Regions from separate parts of the Mus musculus genome. Here region 1 is linked to region 2. The links are chromatin loops, found by intact Hi-C in ENCODE. Cell type or tissue: left cerebral cortex. All regions are shown on one strand. Each heading gives the region's core, and the rest is flanking DNA. Links, peaks and the distances in the headings are about the cores only.

The links. Peaks named below come from ENCODE experiments on the same cell type or tissue, not always from the same donor. Only the 100,000 strongest peaks of a DNase experiment are listed, where the experiment ranks them.
Region 1: a loop joins it to region 2, with 2.1 times the contacts of the local background. A loop is called at or near these places in 3 of 42 quality-filtered maps.

What each region holds. Positions count from the first base shown.
Region 1 is chr4:11,511,763-11,520,599 of GRCm38, reverse strand. It overlaps Virma (vir like m6A methyltransferase associated), which reads right to left. Exons shown (of 24, transcript NM_001347055.1): 8 at 6,432-7,572; 9 at 1,186-1,674. Among named protein-coding and RNA genes, the nearest start is that of Virma, 30 kb to the right of the region's middle. In left cerebral cortex, for the core only: a CTCF peak has its summit at 3,680 (motif pointing right); DNase peaks (open chromatin) are centred at 5,057 and 5,806; H3K27ac peaks cover 1,705 bases.
Region 2 is chr4:11,230,908-11,238,907 of GRCm38, reverse strand. It overlaps Ints8 (integrator complex subunit 8), which reads left to right. Exons shown (of 27, transcript NM_001159595.1): 9 at 3,298-3,398; 10 at 4,196-4,337; 11 at 7,185-7,255. Among named protein-coding and RNA genes, the nearest start is that of Ints8, 19 kb to the left of the region's middle. In left cerebral cortex, for the core only: a CTCF peak has its summit at 3,029; no DNase peak of the experiment used is centred there.

The DNA of each region.
Region 1 (8,837 bases), core at 504-8,503, 280 kb before region 2:
CCACACGACTTGGGATACTTAATATGATCTAAATACTGTGTGAGTACATGTTGCATTGTTTACACAACAAAGACAAGAAAAAAAGCTAAGTGCTCAGTGCACACAGTCTTACTATGTATCAAAAGATTTAAGGATGACTTCAAATTCACAATCCTCCTGCCTCAGCCTTCCAAGGACTGGGATTACAGGCATGCACTACCATGCCAGGCTCAGATGTATTTCTCCCATGCCTAGTTTTTTCCCTTGAAATAAGGTCTTTTTGATAAAGTATTTTTGATAAGTAAGGAGAGACAACTGATATGAAAACAAATTCATATACATTACAGTGGGAAGTAAAATGAACAAGAACAAATGAACAAGGAAATGTTCACAACCATATCTCATTAACCATGACATTAGGACATATGTCTCTCTTTAAAACCTCCTTTAAAGCTTCATCTACGAGCGAATGAGATCATCTGCCACCCTCACTTGTCTTTCACCACAGAATCACTAAGACACTACAGCTAGGCAGAAGCCACTGTAGTTCGCCTTTCATGACGGGGTCACCCCATTCTGAAGGCAACTGGTTACCTGTATGTTTCTACTCTGCTTGATAATACGGCCATGCGACCCTGAACGTGCCCATCTTGTCTGGTTTCCCATGACATAAGCAAGGAAGCGAGCAGGTCTCTCTTCTCTCATGCTAAAATCCTCTGCCCTACTGGGCAGCTCTTCAATATCATTATCTCCCCCAACTCCCCCCACTCAGCCAAAGCAATCCAAAAATCAGAGCACCGTGAAGCTGGGAGAACAGACAGTAAGACAGTGTGAGCAGTACCCTTAGAGTGTATACTTCTGGGCTTTAACATTCCCTTCTCCACAAGACAGAGGGATACTGTACTTGTAACCTTTCTCAATACCAGGAGGGACTAAAAGAAGCTGGAGAAAGTTCACTGCACTGCTCACCAGACACAGCACAGAGACTCCTGTTATTCTAGCTCTTACCTAGCAAGTTATGACAAAACATATATGGATATATGTGAGTATATAGATAGGTAGGTAGATCTTAAGATACACATTCATACATACATTCATACATTACATGCGCCTGTGCCAAAGACACTTCTTTGGTAAAGAAACTAGCCTATGAGTGACCTAGATTCCTAATGTAATTGAGATTTTTAAAAGTAAATAGAAAATTACCCTAGGGCTTCTTTGGAATAGTACTCCATTAGAGTAATGAGACTTTGAAGGTTTTTGTCAAGGCTGAAAACATGGCCAACAGCTGATCTTCCCACAGGGTTAAAAGTAATCAAGTAAAGATTGTGGAGGGTGCCCAGGAGATCAGAATGGTCAGTTTCTTCACTGGCTGTACACCGCTGGAAATGGCTGAACAGCTCTGTGATGCACTGCAGAGTCTGAGTTGAGTCCTGCAGCCACAAGGCAAAGGCATCATCAGCCCCATCAGACTGAAGGCCTTCCTCTTCGTCTTGATCATAAAGGTGGCACAGAGCTCGGATCAACAAGTTTGTCGCTTCATATTCTGACATAAAAAAGAGAAGGCCCTTTTGTGACTGTGCAAGAAACTTTAAAACATCCTTCGTGGCTTGCAGTACACCCTGATGGGCACTTGTTATTGGAATCGACAGAAGCAAGGTGACCAACTCCAGGAAGTGATGGCTGTGAAGATACCTGTGGAAGCCAAGTGACACGTGTCAGGTAGGTGTAAAGCACTCGTCCCTTCCTCAAAACCACAAGACTGTAGAAAGTAAACGCCTGAACAGTTGTAATTACAGAAACACAGTTTTTTGCAGAAATGAAATAATCATTACAATGTGAGCACCAACTCTTTTCTGTGGTGTCATATGAAAGTTCTAGATATTCAACAGACCCTCAAGAAATGACTAATTCTGTTTCTCATTTCTGAGCCAACTACCAAATACTCCTTTTTCTCTATGGTCTCACTCTACTTATAGAGTACCAGTCTGTGTGAATTAGTACATCCAGGGAATGTAAGGACTTAGATTTATTGTATGGTATGAGTTAGTATCACCAGAGAAAAATTACAAATTATAAATTGCAGTATGTAAGTAGTTACTACTAAACACTGAATTTATTTTTTTTTTTTGTCCCCTCAATACCAAATCTAAGAACTCCTCTTTTGTATGTTGAGTCAGCGTCTCAGGTTGGCCTAAAACTCAATGTATAGCCCAGGCTAACTTCTAATTCATGGCAATCCTTCTGCCTCAGTCCAACCTGATGGGTCTACTGGAGTTAGTCACAAGGCTCTGGCTTCAGAAACACTTCTCTTTTAAATAGTGGGAGAGGGGTGGAGAGAGAGGCAGGGAGGGAGGGAGGGAGAGAGAGAGATCAGAGACACTTCCATTGTGTGGATTCTGGGGATCAAACTGAGGGTGCCAGGTTGGTGTTAAATGCCTTTATTTATTAAGCCACCTACCGGGCCTAGAACTATATATCTTAGTATACAAAATAGTTTTAAAAGATTTATTTTTTATTAATTATGTGCATGTATGTGTGTCTAAGTATATACACGTAGGTGTCAGTACATGAGGTGACCTGAAGTAGCCAGAGCCATCGGATCCCCTGTAAGATGGAGTTACTGGCCTCTGTGAGCCACTTGATAAATGTGGGTGCTGGGAACCAAACTGGTTCACTGCAGGGGTGGTATGTGCTATTACACTCTGTGTCAAGTTCTCCTACCCCTAGTATACATAACTTTAGTAAGAGAGCAGTTAAAAAGTACCCACTACTATAAAATAGACCTAAAGACAACTTTTCCTATTATTTTGTTTTTTAAAAACAGGGTAAAGGGGCTGGAGTGCTGGAGAGATGGGTCAGCGGTTAAGAGCACTGACTGCTCTTCTGAAGGTCCTGAGTTCAAATCCCAGCAACCACATGGTGGCTCATAACCATCCATAACAAGATCTGGCACCCTCTTCTGCTGTGTCTGAAGATAGCTACAGTGTACTCACATATAATAAATAAATAAATAACCCAACAACAGGGATTGTAAACCCAGGCTGGCCTGATACTACATAGACAAGGTTAGTCTCAAATGTAGCAATTCTCCTTCCTCTACTTCACGAATGCTGGGGTTATAATATGCCACCATGCCTAACTATGCTCTTCTAAAAATCAGTTTTTTTAGAAATGATATCTAAAGAGTTTCAAGAAAAAAAAATTTTCCCAAAAATTCTGAGATGGGAAGGACTTTAACAAAGTTTACCTTAATGCATATTTGCTAACTTTGGGTTAAGAGAGTTTTGTTTTGTTTTAAGATTTATTTATTTATTATATGTAAGTACACTGTAGCTGTCCTCAGATACTCCAGAAGAGGGCATCAGATTTCATTACAGATGGTTGTGAGCCACCATGTGGTTGCTGGGATTTGAACTCTGGACCTTCAGAAGAGCAGTCAGTGCTCTTAACCACTGAGCCATCTCACCAGCCCAAGAGAGTATTTTACTTTCTTAAATTTCAAAGTCTCATTTTCATGCGTGTAGTCACTAAACAGTTTCTGTAAATTGTTTAAAATATTACTAAAAGGTAGATGAAAGGTCAGAATTTATATTCATCAAAAACTAAAATTCACTTTAAATGTTTAAAATTAATCTTTACCTTATGTCATGAGTATTTTGCTTGCATGTGTCTATGTACCATGTGTGTACAGTGCCCACATAGGCCAGAAGAGGGCACTGGACCCTCTGGAACTGGAGTAGCTGATGGCTGTGAGCCACTATTGAGTGCTGAAAACCAAACCCAGGCCCTCTAGAAGAGGACAAGTACTATTAAGTAATGAGCTATCACTCCAGGCCCTAAAATGAGTTAATTATTTCACTGCTTAAACTGAGGCTTCTAGAATATTCTTATCATAATATCCATGAAATTATTCTTGAATATCATGGAATTCACAATAAACACCCTCAGTAACAGCTTTCTATAAACTCAGCAGTAACTCAAGATGACACAATTACCCTCAGTACATCCTTAACTTCCTTATAGACTCTGCAAAGTAGTTAACACAGAAAGTTCCACATGGCTATCTCTACAAAGACACACTTACAAGGTGGGCTCTTGGCCAATACCTGTGAACAAGATTTCAGAGTCCTCAATTCCCAAAAGTTAAGGATGGCTCACCATGTCCAAGTTATTTATGCAACCAAAACAATTTATGTAAATATCTGTTTTCTTTCTGGAAATAGAGAATTCTGGAACACTACAATAGTGACTTGTTTCCTGAGTGCAAACTAGTTCAATATATACTTTCCACTTTGCAAAGATCTATACCAAAACACGTCTTTTTTTCTTTTGAAGCTAAAGTGTCAAATTTCTGAAGAGCAGTTAACACTTCGCACCTGTCCCCAGAGGAGCCAAACAAGTTCCACACATATCACTGAGGCTCTGCAGACGGTGACCAGGTTTCACCAGACTCTGGCTAAGGTACCTTACGCCTCTGGGCCCTAGCTCTGCACGCAGAGTCCTATAAATCCTGCTAGAAAATACTGGGGCTGACTTTGTGGACCCTCAAACATATTGTTAGAATCTTTCTATTACTTCAAAGTAATCCTTCCAAAATGCAATGCATCTTTTTCTAAGATTCTCTAACTCCTAATTTACAAATTCCTATCAATAAAACCACAGTTCCAATTCGTGCCGTGACTAGAAAGCTCTAAATACTCTTAGTTCTTCCCATAGTCTCTCTTCTATCAAGTCTCAGTGTTAGAAATTGCCCCTCATAGACTCTCCAGAGTAGCACAGTATCTGTCTTCCCTTCTTGGTACATACCACTATAAAAAGCAAAATATTTAACAACCAGCTAACTAGAATCTTCAAACTTGCTTATTCACTGACTAATTTCAGTGACTTTTCTTTCATAATAACCTTGCAGCATAAAATTTTAGAACACTACTTTAAGTATATCTGCTACTCCAAAATAGTATCTTTCTAACTCCGATAATATAGCTCCAAGTCCCTAGCACAACATCCAAGCCCTTAATTTCCTCTGCTATATCTATCTCCTCAGCAGCAGATGGAGTGGGGTGGGATAGCATTTAATGAGCAGGTAACTACTACTTTCTCCTCAGTAACTGTCTGAAAGTAGTACTTTCTTACACTGAGTACCTTCTGCCACCATCAGGACATGACTTTATCCCTACTTTATTAAAAATGAAATCACCAGTAACAAGTGTCTCAATTCCTTTGGTATATTATTACAAAAGTAACGACATTGCATACTCACATGGCTTCTACTCTCCTGCCAAAACCAAAGTCTCCATATTTAAACTGGACTATTTTTTTTAAGACTGCGCCTCACAAAATAGCCCTGGCTGACCTAGAGCTTGCTATGTAGACCAGGCTACCCTTTAGGTCCCAGAGATCAATTGCCTGTACCTCCCAAGTGTTGACTTAAAGGCACACACTGCCTGCCATACTCGGCACACTTCTCAGAGCCTCTTCTCCTAGCAAACCCTGCTCCAGCAATTGAGCTCTTCCTCCATTTCTCCCTCCTTATTAGTTTTTAAATCTGCCATTCTTCCAGTCTATAAACGTGCTTTCCCATTCCAGAAAAATGAAATAAAAGGTTCCATTTTGTCCACAACATGTCTGTCTGATGTTGCCTTACTTCCTCATTTTGTATTTTAAAAGGTTCTCACATAGCCCATGCTGGTCTCAAACGCACTATACAGCCAAGGATGACATAATACTCGTGATCTTCCTGCCTCCTCCTCCTCCTCCTCCTCCTCCTGAGTGCTGGAACTACACGCTAAGGATAGAATCCAGGGCTTCTGTGAGCTAGACAACACCTACCAACTGAGCTGTATCCCCAGGCCCTGCACCCTCAGGTGGGCTGGAAGAGCTGCTGTCACATCCTCCACCCCCGCTCATCCATACTTCATCACCTACTATTACAGGCTAGGAGAAACCATGTCAACCTCGCATGCTTCCTGATCCTAGTTCTTCGCTGAATACTAACAAAGGCAAAATTCTACTATCACGTAACTAAGACTGATGACAGAAGCAAGTGATGACACCAAAGACACACTGTCAGGGGAACAAAATTGCATCATAACTTATGATGGACAGGAGTGGTCAGGAACCAAGGTTTTACAGAGAGCCTCTCCTTCCTGTGCCAGCCTCTTCTACCACATCCCAGGAGGTCGGCTGCTTTACCTTTGTTTTACTTACAGACAACTCAAACAAGCATTGTTATTGTTCACTAGCACCTATATTCCTAACTCTGCTTTATATACCAACACATGCAGGCTCACTCAAACAGTAATGTATCTCTAAGTTTGCTGCTGAATACCTATTTTGAGATATCAACTATCCTTACATAATTATGTACTGCATATGAACAGAAAAAAATCAAAGTCACAACATAAAACTCCCTCCAATGATTTGTGATCCAAAAGCCAAGTATACCTTACCTAAAGAGGACAGGGTACGGGTCATCCCGCTCTGGAGGCCCGGTAATCCGGGCTATTGTGGGGAAAGACTTGACAGGAGGTTGGGTCATTGTATGAGGTGCAGTTTCCATGACATGAAAAACCTCCTCTAAGAGATTAGTAAGCTTTTCTATTTCACCTTCACTTATAATTGAGGACTCCAAAAGATCCATGTCCATAGAAGCTTCTACTTCATTCTCATAATCGGGATTTGCTCTCTCCAGCACAGCATCTGTGTCCTGGTCAGGCTCACTGTGGTTAGGAACAGCTGAAGTCTTCTCTGCTATGTGGTCACCAAGTCTTTTAATCTCTGACAAGATTTCATAGAAATGGCATTTTTGAAGAATAGCTGAGCCAGCAGTGACAACCCTCACAGTCTGATCCAGAAGTATGAGTTCCAGAAGTCTTTGATAGCCACTTTTCTCATTTTGGGTGCTTCTTAAAAAAGCCTCCATTCCTTCTGTCATGCTAATGACACTGTCCAAAGCTTTAAAAGCATTTAACTTAAGGGAAGATGAGACATGATCAGCAAATAAGAGATCAAACAATACATTGATCACTCCTGCTTGTAGCAATTCTGTGACTCCTGGAGCCCCACATTCTGCTAATGAGGTCACTAGCTTGGTCCCAGCTTTGAGCTGTCGGACATTTAAGGCTATGGGCTGTCGAAAGGCTACTTGTAAATTTAAAGCTTGCATTGTCCAGTCTACCAACTGGCCAAGGGAGTCTTGTTCTGTGTTTTTCAATTGCAAATAGCTTAATCCTTTTATAATTAGACTTGGAATTTCTTCTAGAGCCGTCACCCACTTTGCACCCCTGTCTTCCTGATACAGGTCTAGCAGTTCAGTTAACTTCACCGAGGCTTCTACTGCCCCTGAATTCTCTTTATCTGGACCTTGATCCTTCATTCTACTGATTTCAATTTCAAAAGTAGTTTTGTATGGACAGCTGAAATACAAGAGTGGTGCCAGCTCCCTGTCATACGGGTCATACGTCATAGGAGGGACAGATGCCAGGTCTTCTGGAGTATACTCAACATCGAAGTTTGGATACTTGAATGTTTCACGTTCCAAGTCAGCAATTCCATCTTCATCACTAGAGATCTGCTCGTAGCCATCGTCCCCTGAAAATAAGTTTAAACAGTATCTGAGCCCTATATCACTCTTATGACTGTATAATGCTGACTGACCAACAAACACCCTGGTTCATGGTAAACCATGCATCTGAACTTTGAATGACTGATTTCCTCAAAAAAAAAAAAATTCAACTTTTGCTCCCCCCATAACAAGAATTGACAATACTTACACTCTGTAATAGGATAATTATGGATAAGCTTACTAATTAATTACTGTTATAATTAATTCTGTGATGACACCTTTTCCTGACAGAAATAGAATTAGAAATTCAAAACAACAAAAACAAATTCTCTTAGAAGGGAAAATATAAAGCTTAACCTTCTGAAACATTTAACTTTTTAAATTATTTTTGATTTTGCAGGTGTCTATGTATGAATATGCGCACACGAGTTTGCAGGGAGGCCAGAAGTATCAGGTGCCCATGGGCTAAAGTTACAGGCAATTCTGAGCTGTCCTATGGAGATTCTGGGAACTGAACTTAGGTCCTTTCAAGAAGCAGTTCATATTCTTAACCAGTGAGCCATCTCACGAGCCTCTTCAGAGATTTTTTAAAATAAACTTTTCTATTTATTGGGCTTGGGGGACATGTGTCACAGCACATGTATGCAGCTCAGAGGACAACTAGCATGAACAGTCAGCTCCTTCTGCATGCAGGTCCTGGGGACAGAAATCAGGTCATCAGGTTTGGCAGAAAAAGCCTTTACCTAATGAACTATCGCAAGCTCAAGATTTAATTTAATTCTATTTATTTATTTCTATTTCTTTATTTATTTGAGACAGTCTCATCATGTAAACTATACTGACCTGGAATTCACAGAGATTTGTCTGCCTCTACCTTCTGGTGCTATGATTAAAGGTGTGTGCCACCATGCCCAGCTCAAGCTTATGTTTAAGAATTTAAAAAAACAAAAAAACAAAACAAAAAAAAACCATGGTAAAGCTAAGTCAGAGCATTACAAGCCAGGCATGGTGCCCAGTGCCTGTAATCCCAACACTCAAAGGACAGGAGACTGCACTGAGTGCCAGGCCAGCCTGAACATCAACAGTGTCTCGGGGCTAGAGATATGGCTCAAAGGTTAGCAATACTTGCTGCTCTTCCACAGTGCCCAAGTCTCATTTCCAGTACCTACATGGTGGCTCACAACCATCCTGTTCTAAGGGTCTGATACCTTATGAACTTATGTCCATCCTTTGTGGACACTGTACACATTTGGTACTCAGACATGCATGCAGGCAACAAAATACCTCTACA
Region 2 (8,000 bases), core at 1-8,000:
TTCTATAGGGAAACCTGAGATCTCATTTTTATCTTAGCATAGCTTGGGTTTTTTGTTGTTGTTGTTGTTTGTTTTTTTTTCGAGACAGGGTTTCTCTGTACAGCCTGGCTGTCCTGGAACTCACTTTGTAGACCAGGTTGAGAAATTGGCCTGCCTCTGCCTCCTGGGTGCTGGGATTAAAGGCGTGGTTACAAACTCCCCTTTGTCAGTGAGCCTGGTCCCTGTCTCAGATTATAATGAAGGTCCTGTCTAGGTACTTGTCCTCCCCTTTTCTTGTTTGTCTGAGTTAAGGTCTCTCTGTTATGTACCTCTGGCCGTTCTGAAACTCAATATATAGATTAGACTGGTCTCAAACTCAGAGTCTGTATCTACTGGGATTAAAGGTATATGCCACCAAATCTAGCTATCTTTTCCTCTTTTTTTAAAAAAAGATTTGTTTATTACATGTAGTGTTCTGATTGCATGTATGCCTGCAGGCTAGAAGGGTGTCAGATCACATTGCAGATGGTTGTGAGCCACCATGTGTTTGCTGGAAATTGAACTCGGAACCTTTGGAAGAACAGTCAGTTCTCTTAACCACTGAGCCACCCCTCCAGCAATATTTTTATTTCTAATTTATTTAGTTTATTTTACTTATGTTCATGAATGTTTTGGCTGTTGGATCCTCTGGAACTGGGGCTGTGAGCCACCATGTGGTTGCTGGGTCTTGAAGGTGGGTCTTCTATGGAGAGCAACAAGTGCTCTTAACTGCTAAGCCATCTCTCCTGCCTCTTATTTTATTTATTTAAATTTTGAATTTTTTTGAGGCAGGGTTTTCCTATATGCCAAAATGGCCTAGAACTGGTAATCCTGTCTCACCCTTCCAAATGCTGAAATTTACTTTGTGTTTTCTCCAACTGGGCTTTTATCCCAGGTTAATAATTCATTATTTTCTTCTAAAATTTCATTTCCTCGCCAATCAAAAAATACACAAAAACAAAGATTGTAAACTTTTTCCTTTTTTTTTTTTTTTTTTTGGTTCTTGCCCTTTTTATTGTTTTTGTTTTGTTTAAGAGTTGCTCTGTGTAGCCTTGGCTATCCTGGAATGTGTTCTATAGACTAGGCTGGTCTCAAACTCAGAAATCCCCTTGCTTCTTTGCCTCTGCCTCCAGTGTGCTGAGATTAAAGGTGTGTACCACTGCAACTGCCTGGCTTTTTTTTTTTTTTTTTTTTAATGTTTTGTTTTGAGTAGGAAATTAAATTTTTCAGAAGTTGAATGGTAGGTACTAATGCATTAATTACAGTTTAGACATCTTTTACATCTTAGTAATACAGGTTTATAGAGGGTCTAGTAAGTCTATTAGAACAGTGACTTTCACCTTTGGGAGTTGAATGACCCTTTTACAGGGGTCACATATCAGATATCCTGTTCATCAGATTTTTACGTTATGATTCATAATGTTGGCAAAATTACAGCTATATAGTAACAATGAGAATTATTTATGGTCGGGGTTCACCACAATATTAAGAATTGTATTAAAGGGTCACAGTATTAGGAAGGTTGTGAATCACTATATTAGAGTAAGATATAGATTATAAGAAGGTCCTTAATTTTTTATTTTAATTTATTTTTTTGATTTGAAAAAAATAAGGTCAGCTGGATGTGGTAGCATGTACCTTTAATCCTAGCATTGGGAAGTAGAGGCAGTTGGATCTCTGAGTTCAAGGCCTGCCTGGTCTACAGAGTGAGTTCCGGGCCAGCCAGGGCTATGTAATAAAAGCCTTTCAAAAGCTCCTTCACGGGATAAGGCCTGTGCAAATAAGACCTTTGGAACATTCCTCTTTCTCATGTTCCTGTGAATGTAAATAACCTCCAAATAACAGGTCTAGAACTTAGATATAATGAGGTGCTAAGAAGGGGAAAACAGGCACTGAAGAGATGGCTTTGCAGTTAAGAACATTAGCTGTTCTTCAAGAGGTCCTGAGTTCAATTCCCAGCAATTATATTGGCGCTTACAACCACCTATAAAGGATCTTATGCCCTCTTCTGACACACAGTCATCCATATAGACAGCCATACAAAAGCAACAACAAATAAACAAAAAACAAAACTCAAAAACAACATACATAAATGGCAAAATTAAAGAAAAAAAGCCATTCTGTTGAAACTGCAATGTATGGCAGTTGGCATGTGTAGAAATGTTTTGTCTCTCAGACATTGTATTTAGGTATTTATTTGGCTAGGACTCTTTACATGAACCCTGTAGGTTTCTGTTTTGTGTTAGTCAAGCTACAATAGTGAAGCAGATAATGGTATCTCTCACAGGAGGCCAGTGGCTGGCTGACTTATTTCTGAGGATTCTTGCATTGTCATATTTTGTATGGAGGTGAAATGGTGGGGGATCTATAGCTTTGAGACCACTTGTTTCTTAGTTAGTGGCTAACCTGAACAGATATTAGCAGAAATCCTTTTCCCACATTATCCTCCCTCCTTTCCTCTTTCTCCATAGCTCAAAAAGACCTGACAGGGTTCACATGTAATATGTAGTATTTTCTATAATTTACTAAGTAGTATATTTTAGATCATTTAAATTTATTGCAGTTGTTTCTTAGCATGCTTTCCCTGGGAAATTAATTTTAATTATTTTAAGGTTTTTTGTTTTGTTTTGTTTTGGTTTGTTTGTTTTTAGAAGTTTGTTTCATGAATAATCCTTTACAGTTTATTTGAACGTTTTTTGTTGTTGTTGCTGTTGTATATTGATAAATAGATAGAAACATTGATTGCTCAGTTGACTGAGGTACACTGTGCAGTTCAGGCTGGTCTTCACTTTTCAGCTTCTGACCTCAGCCTCCCACATGCTGCAGTTAGAGGTATATATATGATGTACTCTTGGCTAAAGTTTGCTGTGCTTGTGGTTTGTTTTTGTTTCTGATTAGAAGCTAAGGCTTCATTAGTTTCTTTTCTGCTTCTCACTTGTGGCCTATGGTCTTCAACTCTGAGAAAGGAAGAACTATTTCTGTTCTTAGTCTAATTTCAGAATTTTTTAAAGAGGATGCTTTATAATTTTTTTTTTTTTTTTTTTAGCTTCGGAGGGCTCTGAACTTTGCCTCTACTGCCTAGTTCTGAGATTGCAGTCGTGTGCCACTTCTAGTCTTAAGCAGTGCTGACGTTGAAGCCAGGCTTAGTTTTGCTAGACAATCAGGCCTTCTGCCAGCTGAGCGACGTTCTGACCCATGGAAAGAAAGCCAGCCTGTTGGACCTTGTTTTGTTTTGTTTTGTTTTGTTTACATGAGTGCAATTTCCTGTCTTTGTTCTAGGAAGTAGTGCAGATTTTCATTGAAGATAACTTAACTTTCACTTTACCAGTCCAGTTCCGACAATCGGTATTAAGGGAACTTTTTCAGAAAGCTCAACAGGGGTAAGTTTTGATCTTTGAATATCAGAATAAGTGTTTTGTGGATTATGAAATTACACTTGCAAGTTACCTACAAATTATTAACATTATTTTCAGATTTGCTGATATAATGGACAAAAAGTGTTACAGAGTTTTTTCTGAAAGATTTATTTATTCATTATTTTATATGTAATAGTGCTCTGTCTTCATGCACATCAAAAAAGGGATTCAGATCCCATTATAGGTGCTTCTAAGCCACCCTGTGGTTGGTTGTTGGGCGTTAAACTCAGGATTTCTGGAAGAGCACTCAAGTGCTCTTAACCTCTGAGTTATCTGTCTCTCTAAAACTCTGTGAAGACACTTTAACAAATGCTTATTTTTATGTATATGGTTGTTTCCCTGCTTGAGTATCCATATACCCTGTTCATGCCTGGTGTCTCCAGAGGTCAGAAGAGGGTGTTGGGTCCTCTGGAACTGGAGTTAGAGACAGCTGTGAGGTGGTAGCGAACCTACATCCTCTGGAAAAGCAGCCAGTGCTGCTCTTAGTCACTGAGCCAGCCTTCAGCCCAGTGGGGACATTTTACAGTTTTGTTTTGTTTTTTTTCTTAGTTTCTTTTAAAAATCTTGCAGTGAGAAAGTTATTTGTAGTACAGTTCTTTCACTTGCTTAATCTTTAGAATTCTTTTTGTATTCTTTTTTGTACATTTTTTTGAATTGGTATATGGTATTTAGTAGAATACTGAACATCATAAATGTTAATTCTCAAAACTGTTCACGTTTTATAATAAAAACATTCATTTTTCTACTTTTGTGTTTTGTAGAAATGAAGCTCTAGATGAAATCTGTTTTAAAATTTGTGTCTGCAACACAGTACGAGATGTACTGGAAGGCAGAACAATTAGTGTCCAGTTCAATCAACTATTTCTTAGACCAAACAAAGAAAAAATAGATTTTCTCCTTGAGGTAAGGCATTTCCCCTATCTATGGTAATAGAACCTTTGTGTTTCTTTTCTGTGCTTAAGAGCTGACAGAATTAACAAATTGAGTAGCAGCAGCTGCCTTTCCCCCTCTTCTCCCCCTCTTTCTCTGTTTTCTCCTCCCTCTCTTCCCTCTCCTCCTCTGCCCCTCCTCTTCCTCTCCTTCTTTCTGCTTCTACTTCTTCCTTCCCTTCCCTCTCTCCTTTCCTTCTCCTCCTCCTCCTCTCTCTCCTCCTCTCCTTTCTCAACTTCTTCCTGTTGTGTGTGTGTATGTGTGTGTGTAGCCCAGGCCTCAGCTTCATTGTTCTTGTGCCCAGCCTCCCAGTGGTGAAGTAGGCATGAGCCCCAGTGTTGTGTTCTGCCCTTTACGCAGGCCTTTCCTCCTTTGCCTCCTTGTTTCTGCTGCGCTCTTTGCTTGCATTCTTTTTGCTGTTTCACTGACTGCTCTGCTCTATTGCAGTTAGGGCTGTACCCTAATGATCTGCTTTTTTCTTCTTCTTCAAAGAAACATTGTTTTTATTTATTAAGCCTGATGTGTAGACCAGACTGCCCTCAAATCTACAGAGATCCACTTGTCTCTGCCTCCCAAGTGATGAGACTAAATGCTTACACCACCACGCTTGCCTAAGATTTATTTTCTGTGCGTGTTTATGTGTCTGCCTGAGTTTATAGGCACCATGTGTGTGCAGGTACCTGCAGAGGCCAGAAGCCATCAGAGCCTCTGGAATTAGTTACAAGGAGCTGAGCTGTATGCCATTTGTTACGGTGCTGGGAAGTGAACCCGGTCTTCTGCAAGAGCAGTAAGTGCTCTTAACTGCTGAACTGTCTCTCCAGTCCCCAAGGGTTTTTTTTTTTTTTGTATGTTTGTTTTTGTTTTTTTGAGACAATTAACTACATAGCCCTGGCTGTCCTAGCACTATCTATGTAGCTAGGCTGGCCCTGAACCCAGAGATAACTGCCTATGTCTGCCTCTCAAGTGCTAAGATAAAGGCATGAACCCTACACTTGGCTTCAGCCCCCAGGTCTTAATTTTTAAAAACTTAACAACGTCGTATTATATTTATATGTGTATTTGCTTATTGTATATGTGTGTGTGTGTGTGTGTGTGTGTGTGTGTGTGTGTGCGCGCGCACACATGCAATTGCACACATGTAGAGAGAGGTTGGTGTTGGAACTCAAATATTATCATGCTTTTCCAAGCTCCCTTACCTGTTGAACTATCTCACCAGACCTAAAAAATTTATTTCAGTGTTCAAGTGAGCATATGTACATATGTGTATCCACCTTTATATGAGCTCAGAGGCCAGAAGAGGGTGTTAACTCACCTCACCCTCTGTCACCCTCTGCCTAATCTTTTGAATCAAGGTCTCATTGCTGATCCTTGAGCTTGTGGTTTTTCCACTGTGCAGAAAACAAGCAGGGCCCAGGAGTCCTCCTATCTCTGCTCTCTTGGAGCTGGGTTTCATGCATCTTCAGGGACACTGAGCTTGTTAAGTGCATGCTGGAATCTGTCCTTGGGATCCTCAGAGTTACTGCTGAGTGGTTTGTCAGCTGTCAAATTTTAATTGTTTCCTTTTGAGATACAGGCCGATTGCTTCGCCTACCTGGTGTCAAACTTGGTATCTTTTTAACTTGGTCTAGCAAGTGCTGAGATCACAGGCATGTGGCACCTCGCCTAACTTTACACGTTTCTTAGTATGGACCTGTATTGATTACAGGCATGATGCACTTTATATGTTTTGTATCCAGCATCATTGCTGATCTCTGAAAAGTTTTTCTTACTGGACTGAAGATGTAGCTTACTTGATAGAGTGCTTATTTAGCCTGCACAAAAGCCCTGGGCTCCTTCCCATCAACATGTAATACGGTTGTGGTAACACAAGTCTGCAATGGCAGCACTGAGATTCCTTCAGGAGAATGAGAAGTTCAAGGTCATTGTCAGCTACATGACAAATTAGAGGCTGCCTGGAATATATGGGACCCTGTCTCAAAGGAAAAAGAAAAAGACAACAACAACAACAAAAACAGCATTATAACTTTATTTCTCAGTGTAGTAATCTGTCATAGGTATTTGGATTACTCCTTTTTTGAGGGTGCTTAGCAGTATTTTTTTCTTCTTATATGTTAGAAGAGTTCTTGAAACTTAGTAGAATAGAAGGCAGATCCTAGATAGGAACTTAAAGCAACCAAGTTGGTTTTTTGTTTTTTTTGGTTTTTTTTTTTTGTTTTTTGTTTTTTCGAGACAGGGTTTCTCTGTATAGCCCTGGCTGTCCTGGAACTCACTTTGTAGGCCAGGCTGGCCTCTAACTCAGAAGTCCGCGTGCCTCTGCCTCCCAAGTGCTGGGATTAAAGGCGTGCGCCACCACGCCCGGCTCACAAGTTGTTATTCTTAACTACATATGCCTGAATTTATGAAAATGGTTGGTCCCACTTCTTTCTTTAATGAATTCTTACCTTGGACTTTTGTTTTAAATTACTTAATCAAATCAGTGGTTAGTGATTGAAACATAAACGTTCAGTTATTTGGAGCAGTGGAGAGACAACTCACTAGTTAAGAGCATTGGCTGTTCTTGTAGAGAATCAGGTCAATTCCCAGCACTCAATGTCAGCCCAACCATCTGTAACTCCAGTTGCAGGGAATCTGTCCAGTGCCACCTTCAGGTCTGCAGACATCAGGCGTGGACATGTGCACAAGTAGACATCCAGGCTGAACATCCATACTCAGTAAACACACACACACAGACACATACACACCCTAAACATGAGGTGTTTATTTTGAAATCTCAACATTTCAAACTGAGATGCATATTCAAATGAAAATTCTAATTCCTAGGTATGTTCAAGATCAATAAACGTAGAAAAAGCTTCAGATTCTCTGAAAGGAAACATGGCTGCTTTTCTAAAGTGAGTACCTTTTTTTGTTTTAAACTTAGAACTTAGTTTCATGAGAAATATATTTTTTCTTTTTTTAGACATTTTTTTAAAATGTTATGTGTATATGTGTGTATTCGTGTCTGTTTCTGTATGAGCACATGCAAGGGTGTCTGTGTGGAGGTAAGTGGACAAAGGATTCTGTTCTTGTATCATGTAGGCTCTGGGAATTCAACTTAGCAGCAAATGCTGTAACCTTCTTGAGCTATATTGCCCTCCCTGCACCTCTCCTGCCCCACACCACAAGCCAGCTTTTATTTTTTGAGATAGGATTTTGCTGTGATTATCTAGTTTTCCGGAAACTCACAATCCTGAGACTTCAGAGTCCTGACTGCTAGGATTGAATGTGTGTGTCACCATCATGCCTTGCTGAGAAATGTGTATCTATGAGATCCTGGAGATCAAATCCGGGGCTTGCTGGCAAGTCCTCTGCTGATATGCTATACCCACAGCATTTACTGCTTAGATACTAGGCCTCACCACATAACTCCAGTTAGCCCTGAACTTTCAGTTCTCCTTCCTCTGTTTCCCAAATGCTGGGATTACAGGTATACACTACTATGCCCAGCTTGAAAAGTATCTTTTACTAGTTGTGTTTATATTTTTATACTGTCTATATATCTAATTAGTAAGTTCCATTTGAAAAATAAACTAAGTTGAAATTTGTCTAGTAATATTTAGCTTTAAGGTTAAGTACTCAAAACGTGTGTGTGTGTAT